Linked DNA regions of Homo sapiens: region 2 is linked to region 1. A link is an interaction called in ENCODE POLR2A ChIA-PET data of the cell type or tissue named here. Cell type or tissue: B cell. All regions are shown on one strand. Each heading gives the region's core, and the rest is flanking DNA. Links, peaks and the distances in the headings are about the cores only.

Region 1 (5,366 bases), core at 231-5,230:
AGGTACGTCGAGCCTCGTGGGGGTGGAGGATGAGCCTCTGAGACTTGTATGTAAATTCCCCATTTACAGATCCTCTGGAGGTGCCAGTGGGTTGATTTGTGTCTGGACAGAATAACATAAGAACAAAGATTTGTGACCAGTGTGTCAGTGCCCATTCGTGTGTACCCAGGAGAGGCTGTCATGGGTTGCTGGAATCTGTTTAGAGCAGATGCGTAGGAAAAGTCTGGAATTAGCGGGTGCTCTAAGCCCTCATGCCTACTGGAGACCAGTGTCCAGATTCATGCCCTCTGGAGACCTGTGGAGGCGCTCACAGCCCACGTCTGTTTGTTCATCTCCTGGCCTAGCCCTGAAAAGAATGAGAGAGTCCGCCAGATGCGCCCCGTGTGTGACTGCCAGGCTCACCTGCTCTGGAACCGGCCTCGGTTTGGAGAGATCAATGACCAGGACAGAACTGATCGATACGTCCAGGCTCTGAGGACCGTAAGTGTCCAGCCCCTTGGCTTGTTGTGGGGAAAAGGGAGAAAGAAGTTTGTCCCATGAACCCCAGCACTTTGCTTATGATTTGCTGTTTCTTTCCTGTGTCCTCTTGTCTATGAGTGGCTTCAGCGAGCGCCTCCTGGGTGGGCACTGGAGCAGAAAGCGGGAGAGCCTGGGGCTGGACTTCCTGAGGGCTTGCTCTCTGCTCTACTGGGAGAGCCTCTGGCTGGGCTCCTGCTGGACACCTTTGCCTTGTCAGACACAGTCATTGCTGTGGGTGGTCACGGTGGATTAGGCCACCCCCTCTTTTCATGTGTTGTCACCTTTCTAAAATTTTCTAAGATGTAAATCTGATCATGTCGCTCTCCTGCCTGAAAACCTTTGCTCCCTGCTACCTGTAGCAGGGGACTCGGCTTGGGGATTACAGATGGGGCTTAGAGGGAGGGTCTCTTGAGGCCCTTGGGGGTGTGTACAGAAATAGGTGTGAATGTGTGCATTTTGGGGGATGGGGGGAGGATCCAAGCCATCCTGAGTTTCTCTCAGAGGGGTCTGTCACCCAGAAAGGCATCCTTGCCTTTGGGCAGTCAATTGTGAACACTCAAGCCTTGGAGGCTCTCAGCTGTCTGTGCTCTAACCAGACAGGGAAGAAGCCTGTTGTCATGGACTGGAAGGTGGCCTGCAGGTGGTGCAGGCCTTCAGCGGGGCCTCTAGGCTGGGTTGAGGGGTGTCTTTCCTGACACTGGGGACAGGTGGGGAGATGTGAGCAAGGCGGGCATGTTTGTGGCTGGGGGTGGTTACTGCATGAGGACGCAGGGGGATGGTCTGAGGTCTGGGCAAGTGGAGTGAGAAGGGAAGTATTTCTGACAGCTTGCCAGCAGGAATCTTCTGGCAAACTGGAGGAAGCCCTGTGCTGAGCTTGCCTGTTCCCCGCAGGTGCTGAAGCCAGACAGCGTGTGCCTGTGTGTCAGCGATGGCAGCCTGCTCTCCGTGCTGGCCCATCACCTGGGGGTGGAGCAGGTACTGACATGCACCCTTGTCAGCCTCCTGATGTGGGCTTGTGAGTTAGAGCATTGCGTGGTCCGGGTGCACAATTCTGTGATCAAGGCTCTTTGCAAAGGCCACTGTTGTGGGCACAGCATGCTCGGGTCAGGGGCTGGGGGGTTTATTGCCTGTGCGTGCAGGCAGGCGTCAGGCCTCAGAGCTGGTGTTCAGGCTGCCCCAGGGAGGGAATGAGGGCAGGGAGGGTTGTTCAGGTGTGTCCTCTGTCTTAGGATGGTCTTGTCGCATTTTAATCTTTAATTTCTTCTCTGTTAAGTGAATATCTTACAACTAATAGCGTGGTGTTCCCTCTAGGTGTTTACAGTCGAGAGTTCAGCAGCTTCTCACAAACTGTTGAGAAAAGTAAGTGAGAATTGTTGTTGCTGAAATAGTGAGAGGACCTGTGGGGTCTGGGTTGATGGCTTTGAAGTGGCATTGGCCCCAGGGGAACAAAGGAGTGGTGGCTCGCTTGCACCCCTGTGTTGTCTTGGTTGCTGCCTGGAGAGCAGCCAGAGGCCTTGGGAGCTGTCACTGAAATAGAGGCAGGCATTTGCACTCTGCTTTGTTTTTTTGTGTCTGAAGAAGTTTAGGCTTTTTTCCTCACTTCACATAAGCTACTGTTGCGGTAGAATTAAATGTAGGATGTGTTTCTGGGACATCAGTGCTGAGGGAGCCAGTGCTCACAGCCTGATGGGAGATGGCATTTCTCTCCCTGGCCAGTAACTGGTTTGATTTCCTCTCCAAAGGGGAACTCCCTTCACCAGAACTGCAGGCTCGCACTGAGTCCTGGTGTGCACATGCGGGAGAAATTTCTTTTGCTTTTATCACATTGTGCTCCTGATCTCATCCGTGGTCTATAGGATGCCCCCCAAGGAGAGGATTTTTCCACAAAGCAGATAAAAGTGGTGTTCCAGAACCATTTGCCGGAAAATTCAAAGCGGAGAATGCAACTTTGAGAGATTTTTTTTTCCTGACAAACACAATACTTTAGTATGAATACAGTAATTTTACGGTTTTCTTTCTAAGATCTTCAAGGCTAACCACTTGGAAGATAAAATTAACATCATAGAGAAACGGCCGGAATTATTAACAAATGAGGACCTACAGGGCAGAAAGGTGAGTAGCGGGAGCCTTTTGGCCACGCTGGGCTGTGTTAGGGTGGTCAGCACGGCACTGAAGTAGCCCAGGCCCCACCCTGTCCCTGGAGTCTCACAGTGGGTCCTCCACATGCAACCTTACCTCCTACGAGCTCCCACCATCAAGGGTGTGGTGAAGCTTTCATGGAGCTGCCCGGTGAGCAGATGGTTGCACTGCTCTTTTTTTTTTTTTTTTTTTTTTTTTTTTGAAAATGGGGTCTCGCGCTGTCGTCCAGGCTGGAGTGCAGTGGCACGATCTTGGCTTACTGCAGCCTCGACCTTCCAGCCTCAAGCGATCCTCCCACCTCTCCCGAGTAGCTGGGACTGTAGGCATGTGCCATTATGCCTGGCTAATTTTTGTATTTTTTGTAGAGTCAGCGTTTCATCATGTGGCCCAGGCTGGTCTTGAACTCCTGGGCTCATGCGATCTGCCAGTCTCAGCCTCCCAAAGTGTCGGGGTTACAGGCATGAGCCACCACACCTGGCTGTACTGCTCTTAGCTCAGCCTCATCTCTGCTCCTTCAGGTCAGGACAGAGCAGCTCTCTTGGGGTTCCTAGGAGCAGAGCATGTCCTTTCCTCTCCACCGCACTCCTGTCTTCATTCCCCGTCCACGGCTTCCTGCTGCAGTCAGGCTTCCGGGCCCTGAAACTGCTTCTGCCAGCAACCTCGTCGTTACTCCCACGGTCTCCCTGCAGGCTTCATCTGCTCTACCCGCTTGTCCTTGTGACCCGGGACTTCTGCCTGTGCTGGGGAGGTCGCTTTCCCCTCACCTTCCTGGCTGCTCCTTACCTTGCACTGCTCCGTGGCACTCTCCCCGTGTCCCCCGCTTCCCCTACTGCATCCTCTCTGGTAATCACGTTCCTTCTCATGTGTGAATCAGTGACCATCAGAGCCGGCCTTCACTCTTTACTATTTTGGATTCAAATCTCATGTCCAGCTGCCATCCTGTCACCTTTCCTTGAATATGCCACAAACTGGACTCACCCAACGCGGAGCTATCATCTTTCATCTTTCCTGCCAGTCTTTTTTTAAATAACAGCTTTATTGAGATGTAGTTGACATACCACAAAATTAATGCATTTCAATTGTACAGTTGAGTGATTTTTTTAAGTAAATATATGGAGTTAGCCGTCACCCAGTCTCATTTAGAACATTTCCAGGCCCGACATGGTGGCACATGTCTGTAATCCCAGAACTTCGGAAGGCCAAGGTGGGAGGATCGCTTGGACCCAGGAGTTCAAGACCAATCTGAGTAACATAGGGAGACCCTGTCTCTATAAAAACAAAAAAAATTAACCGAGTGTGGTGGCACGTGCCTGTAGTCCCAGGAGGCTGAGGTGGGTGAGGTGGGAGGATCGCCTGAGCCCAGGAGTTGGAGGCTGCAGGGAGCCGTGCTTGTGGCAGAGCACTACAGCATGGCTGACAGAGTGATACCTTGTCTCTAAAAAAAATGGGAATGAAAAGAGAACATTTCTGTTACCTCCCAAATTCCTGGGAGCCTGTTGATAGTCTGCATCCCCATGCCCCAGGCCTGGCAGCCACTGGTCTGGTTTGTGTCTCCAGTATGTGCCTCTTCTGGCATATCTCAAAAGTGAGGTACGCAGTGTGTGGTCTTGTGAGTCTGGCTCCTTTCGCTGAGCATAATGTCTTTGAGATTCACCCATTTCGTTCTTTTGAAGGCTGTGTAGCATTCCACGGTGTGGCTATCCATTCATGTGCTTATGGACGTTTGGATTGTGTCCAGTTTTTGGCCACTTTGAATAAGGCTTCTGTGAACATGGATTCACTGGTCTTAGAGAGGATGTATGTCCTCAGTCTCTTATGCAGATGCCTTGGTGTGGATTGCTGGGTCATGTGGTAGTTACGATCGACTTTTTAAGAAGCTGCTGAACTGTTGGTTGAAGTGGCTGTCCTTTTGACATCCCCATCGGTAACATCTGAGGGTCCAGGTTCTCGGATCCTCACCAGCACCTGGCATTGGCTTTTTTTTTTTAGCATAACCATATTAATGGGAGTGTGGTGATGTCTCCACATAGTTTTAATTTGTATTTGCCCAATGACTGATGATGGTGAACATCATTTCGTGTGCTTGTCTTGCTTGGTGAAATGTCTATTCAAGCCTTTTGCCCATTTAAAAAAATAACAGTTTTATTGAGATATAATTCACATACCTTACGATTCACTCAGTGATTTTTGTATATTCATAAGGTTGTGTAACCATCACCACATCAGTTTAAGAACCCTTTCATTACCCATTGGCAGTCATGCACCATTTGTCCGCAGTCCCCCAGCCCTGGGCACCCACTCTTCTCCTTTCTGTCTTTAGCTTGCCCATTCTGGGCATCTTGTGTGAATGGAATCAGACAAGTGTGTGGTCTTTCGTGGCTGGCCTCTCATGTGGCTTCATGTTTTCGGGCTCATCCATGTCGTAGCCTGAATCAATACCTCATTTCTCTTTCTTGCTGAATAAGATTCCATTGTGTGGATAGACCATGTTATTTATCTGTTTCTCAGCTGATGGACATTTGGGTGGCTCCTACTTTTGGGCTGTTGTGAGTAATGCTGCTATAAATATTCATCCACAAGTCGCCTTTTTTCTCCCTCATAGATGAGGGCATAGGAGATGATTCTGAAAGCCACTGTGTGGTGTACCGGTAGACCGGGGTCACATTGAATTGGAGTGGTGGGAGCGGGCGTTCTTGCCATGTTCCTGA
Region 2 (5,366 bases), core at 306-5,305, 79 kb before region 1:
TGTGGTGGCGCAATCTCTGCTCACTGCAACCTCTGCCTCCTGGATTCAAGCGATTCTCCTGCCTCAGCCTCCCAAGTAGCTGGGATTACAGGCGCCCGCCACCATGCCCAGCTAATTATTGTATTTTTAGTAGAGACGGGGCTTTACCATGTTGGCCAGGCTGGTCACGAACTCCTGAGCTCAGGCAATCTGCCCGTCTCAGCCTCCCAATTGTGGTGGATTTTTTTTTTTTTTTTTTTTTTTTTGAGAAGGAGTTTCGCTCTCATTGCCCTGGCGGAGTGCAATGGTGCGATCTTGGCTCACTGTAACCTCCACCTCCCGGGTTCAAGTGATTCTCATGCCTCAACCTCCCGAGTAACTGGGATTACAGGTGCCCACCACCATGCCCGGACAATTTTTTGTATTTTTAGCAGAGATAGGGTTTCACTATGTTGGCCAGGCTGGTCCCGAACTCCTGACCTCAGGCGATCCACCCGCCTCAGCCTCCCAAAATGCTGGGATTACAGGTGTGAGACACCGCGCCTGGCCATAACTCAGAGAGTTTTATAAGAAAAAGTCCTCTGTGTTTTCACCATAGTTAAGATTTTGATTCAACCAGAGGGGGGAATAAAAAGATTTTGATGTATTTCTCTGTGATATAGCAAAATATTTTTTGGTCTTCAGCCCGTTTCCTAGCATACAACTCCTAAAATACTTAGAAAGATCAAAGTAATGTCTTTTTGTATGCTGATGGCTGGTGGCTGGCAGCCCCTAGAAAGCTTCAGGATGGGGGCTGGTCACTGGAAAGACCAAGTCAGGATTAGAGGGTTGGGACTTTGAGCCCTACCCCCAACCTCCGGGGAGGGGAGAAAGGAGGAGGGTGAGGTTAAGTTGATCACTAATGGCCAGTGGCTTAATCACTCATGCCTATGTAATGAAGCCTCTATAAAAACCCAAGAGGCTGGGGGTTTGGGGAGCTTCCGGATAGCTGGACATGTGGAGGTTCCTGGATGGTACTTCTCCCTGGGAGGACAAGGAAAGTCTGTGACCCTTCCCCCATATGTGGCTCTGCAAACCTCTTCATCTGTATCCTTTGTAATAGCCTTTATAATATACAAGTAAAGGTAAGTAAGTGTTTCTCTGAGTTCTGTGAGCCGCTCTAGCAAATTAATTGAACTGAAAGAGGAGTCTTGGGAGCCCCAACTTGAAACAGTTCGGTCAGAAGTTCAGGAGGCTTGGATTTGTGCCAGGTATCCTGTTGGGGAGGGGCAGTCTTGTGGAACTGAGCCCTTCTGCTGTGGGATCTGATGCTGTCTCCAGGTAGATAGTGTTGGGATTGAACTGGAGGACACTCAGCTGGTGTCCCTGGGGAGAAATGATTGCTTGTTAGTGGGGAACCCTCCCCCTCCGGCATTTGGTCACAGAACTCTTCTGTGTTGATTATTGTGGTGTGAGAGTACACAGTAAAAATGGTTTTGAGTTTTTCCAAACATTCTCAATAGCATTTTTTCCTTTAGTCATTACAAAAATTTTGGTTTCAAATCCACTTTGTAAAACTTCCTTTGTAATCGAGCTTTTCCCCCCTTTCATCCCGTTTTCTGATGTAATTGAATTGTGATAAATTCATTTATTCCAAAAATTGCTTGTGGCAGTTTCGTGGTTAAATTTTCATGGGGAAATTTTGGTAGTCTGTTAAATTCCTTTATTACCTGCTGCAGGAGACTGCAGGAATTTAAAATTTTTAAAAATTTTTTTGTTGGCTGGGTGTGGTGGCTCACGCCTGTAATCCCAGCACTTTGGGAAGCCGAGGCAGGCGGATCACCTGAGGTCCCAGGAGTCCGAGACCAGCCTGACCAATATGGTGAAACCCCGTCTCTACTAAATACAAAAAATTAGCTGGGTGTGGTGGCGCATGCCTGTAATCCCAGCTACTCGGAAAGCTGAGGCAGGAGAATAGCTTGAACCCAGGAGGCGGAGGTTGCAGTGAGCCAAGATCGCGTCATTGCACTCCAGCGTGGGCAACGAGCGAAACTCCGTCTAAAAAAAAAAAGAGCAAAAATACGTATTAAAAAATATTTACCTAGGCTATTTGATATTGCCCCACAGGTTGATGTTCTGTTCTATTTTTTCACTTTCTCCATTTTGACCCTTTTGGTTTTCATCTCACTGCTAAAGTTCCACATTTGTTTCTGCATGCTGTTCAACTTTTTCAGTAGAACCTTAAATGTATCAAACACAATTATTTTAAATTCCTTGTTTGATGTTTCCATTATCTGGGTCATCTCTCAATATGGTCCTATTGATTACTTTTCCTCTTGATAGTGGGTTGTTTTTCTTGCTTTTTTTATGTTGCTTGTAACTTGTTACTGATTGCCAGATACCGTGTGTGGAACAGTAGAGACTGAGGTATATAGTATTTATTTTGGGAACTGGGTACAGCTCTTCTTTGCTAGACTGTTTGTATGGGAGTTTGAACTCCTAGTCAGGAGACAGTAGTGTTTGGGTGTTATTGTTGCTATGGTTACGTTAGGTGCACCAATGACTTCAAATTCTTCTCATGTTTCCTTGCCAGCTTACGGTTGGTTTGCAGGAGGGAGGCTTTTTCTCAGTGGTTATCCTCCATCCATACCCTCAGTTTATTAGCCAGGCATGGTAGTGCACACCTGTAGTCCCAGCTACTTGGGAGGCTGAGGCAGGAGAATCCCTCGAACCCAGGAGGTGGAGGTTACAGTGAGCCAAGATTGTACCACTGCACTGCAGCCTGCGTGACAAAGCAAGACTCTGTCTCAAAAAAAAAAAAAAGAAAGAAAAAAGGTCTCACTCGGTCATCTCACTCTGTCACCAAGGCTGGAGTGCCCGTAGTGCCATCATGGTTCACTGCAGCCTCCCAACTCCTGAACTCAAACTTACCTCTTAGCTTTCTGAGTAAATAGCTGGGGCTATAGGCGTGTGCCATCATGCCTGGCTACTTTTTAATTTTTTTTTGTAGAGATGGGGTCTTGCTATGTTGCCCAGGCTAGTCTCGAACTCTTGGCCTCAAGTTCCTCCAGCCTTAGCCTCCAGAGTAGCTGAGATTACAGGTGTAAGCCACTGCGTCCAGCCACCCTCAGCTTTAGGATTTCTCTGTGCACCTATGCCTCAGTGCACAGTCTCAGTGGTAGACTACTGTTGCTTGTTCCTGGGTGCTTGCTAACCTGGTGGTAGGGAGTAGGGATTTCTCTGTTGTCTGGTTCAGCCTCAGTCTTAAGCAGGCCCTGTTTGTTTCCCTGGGTCTTGGGAGTGGATCTTTCTGGGTGCTCCTGCCCTTTTCCCAGGAGAAAGACACCTCCGGTGGTCTTGCCCAGAATTTCCTACCCCTCCTCCAGGCATAGAGGTTTTTTTTTTCTTTTATCCTGCCCCAGCTGCCTCAGGAGTGACAGAGTTTGCTGCCCTTTCCCAGGGGTTTATGGTTTTTATTCTTTAGAGGAGAAGGGTATAGGTTGGCCTTTGTATTTTCCCTCCCATAAGCCAGCACTACCAAGAGCGGTTTTCTCAGGTTACTTGCCCAGTATTTCTTCTGAGTAACCACTGAGGTCTATGGAAAAAACCTGAGTGTCTGTGGCTCTTACTAACCCACACTTGACATTTGGTAATTTTTAAAAAAATTTACTTGAATTCTTCTGACTCACCTAAATGGTGGTCTCATCTTTCTCCCACTGCCACAGGTGAGCCAGACCTTGTATCTCTCTATCTCCCTGGAGGTGGCTGTCTTTCCATCAGTTTCAATCTAGTTGGTTGCCCTGTAACTTCAGCTTTCTGATGGCTCCAAGAAAAATTGTTGTTTGTCACTGGAGTGGGAATGTGCTATCCATCCTGAGTGGAAGCTGGAAGTTGAGGACTTTCCATTTTATATTGGATTTTTTTTTTTTTTTTTGAAACAGTCTTGCTCTGTTGCCCAGGCTGGAATGCAGTGGCATGATAATGGCTTACCGCAGCCCTGACCTCCTTGGCTCAAGAAATACTCCCACCTTGGCCTCCCAAGTAGCTGGCATGTGCCACCGTGCCTGGCTAATTTTTGTATTTTTTGTAGAGATGGGGTCTTGCTGTGTTGTCCAGGCTGGTCTCGGACTCCTGGGCTCAAGCAATCCTCTTGCCTCAGCCTCCCAAAGTGGTGGATTACAGGTGTGGACCACTGTGCCTGGCCTAGTTTTTTCTTATTTCATTTTTTTATAGAGACGGAACCTCCCTATGTTGCCCAGGCTACTCCTGAACTCCTGGCTTCAGGCAATCCTCTGGCCTTGGTCTCCCAAAATACTAGGATTATAGGCGTGAGTCATCATGTCTGCTCCCATTTTATTTGTGCTTTTTGTTGTTTGTTTTTTGAGACAGGGTCTCTGTCACCCAGGCGGGAGTGCAATGGTGTGATCATGGCTCACTGCAGCCTCAACCTTCTTGGGCTCAGGTGATCCTCCCACTTCAGCCTCCTGAGTAACTAAGACTACAGGTGTGTGCCATGCCACCATGCCCAGCTAACTTTTGTAGTTTTTTGGTGTAGACAGGGTTTTGCCATTGCCCAGGCTGGTCTCCTGGGCTCAAGTGATCCACCTGCTTTGGCCTCCCAAAGTGCTGGGATCACAGGTGTGCACCACTGTGCCCTGCCAAGGTGAAGTTTAGATATGGAGAGAAGGTAAGGGATGGCCCTGGGGTTGTATGTGTAGCCAAGCCAGCCTGGGACTTAGTCATGTGCTCTTGGGAGCTGCTAGGGTTACATCACAATTTTGCTCTTGGGTGTTTAGCAAAGAGGTAGGAACTTTAACTACTTTTGCCAAGGACAGGCTCTTGATAACAATTGCATTTTTCTTTTCTTTTTTTTTTTGAGACAGAGTCTTGCTCTGTCACCAGACTGGAGTGCAGTGGCGCTATCTTGGCTCACTGCAACCTCCGCCTCCCAGGTTCAGGTGATTCTCCTGCCTCAGCCTCCTGAGTAGCTGGGACTACAAGTGCATGCCACCACGCCCAGCTAAATTTTTTTGTATTTTTATTAGAGACCGGGTTTCACCATGTTGGCCAGGATGGTCTCAATCTCTTGGCCTTATGATCTGCCTGCCTCAGCCTCCCAAAGTGCTGGGATTACAGGCGTGAGCCACTGCGCCCAGCATGCATTTTGTTACTGAATGAAGATAAAGAAGCCTGGCATGGTGGCTCACACCTGTAATTTCAGCACTTCAGGAGGCCAAGGTAGGAGGATCAGTTGAGGCCAGGAGTTCAAGACCAGCCTGGGCAATGTAGTGAAACACTGTCTCTACAGACAAATTAAAAAAAAAATACATAAATAAATAGCTGGGCATGGTGGCAAGCACCTTTAGTCCTAGCTACTCATGAGGCCGAGATAGAGGACTGCTTGAGCC

The links. Peaks named below come from ENCODE experiments on the same cell type or tissue, not always from the same donor. Only the 100,000 strongest peaks of a DNase experiment are listed, where the experiment ranks them.
Region 2: POLR2A ChIA-PET joins it to region 1 with 12 read pairs; 12 of 35 experiments call an interaction of 5 or more read pairs at or near these places.

Annotation. Positions count from the first base shown.
Region 1 is chr16:68,345,801-68,351,166 of GRCh38, forward strand. It overlaps PRMT7 (protein arginine methyltransferase 7), which reads left to right. Exons shown (of 19, transcript NM_019023.5): 10 at 1-2; 11 at 345-480; 12 at 1,411-1,494; 13 at 1,831-1,878; 14 at 2,542-2,631. Among named protein-coding and RNA genes, the nearest start is that of PRMT7, 37 kb to the left of the region's middle. RefSeq lists an enhancer at 2,904-3,404. In B cell, for the core only: no CTCF peak of the experiment used is centred there; no DNase peak of the experiment used is centred there.
Region 2 is chr16:68,266,987-68,272,352 of GRCh38, forward strand. The region is part of intron 2 of SLC7A6 (solute carrier family 7 member 6); the gene reads left to right. Among named protein-coding and RNA genes, the nearest start is that of SLC7A6, 5.1 kb to the left of the region's middle. In B cell, for the core only: no CTCF peak of the experiment used is centred there; a DNase peak (open chromatin) is centred at 2,485; H3K27ac peaks cover 3,178 bases.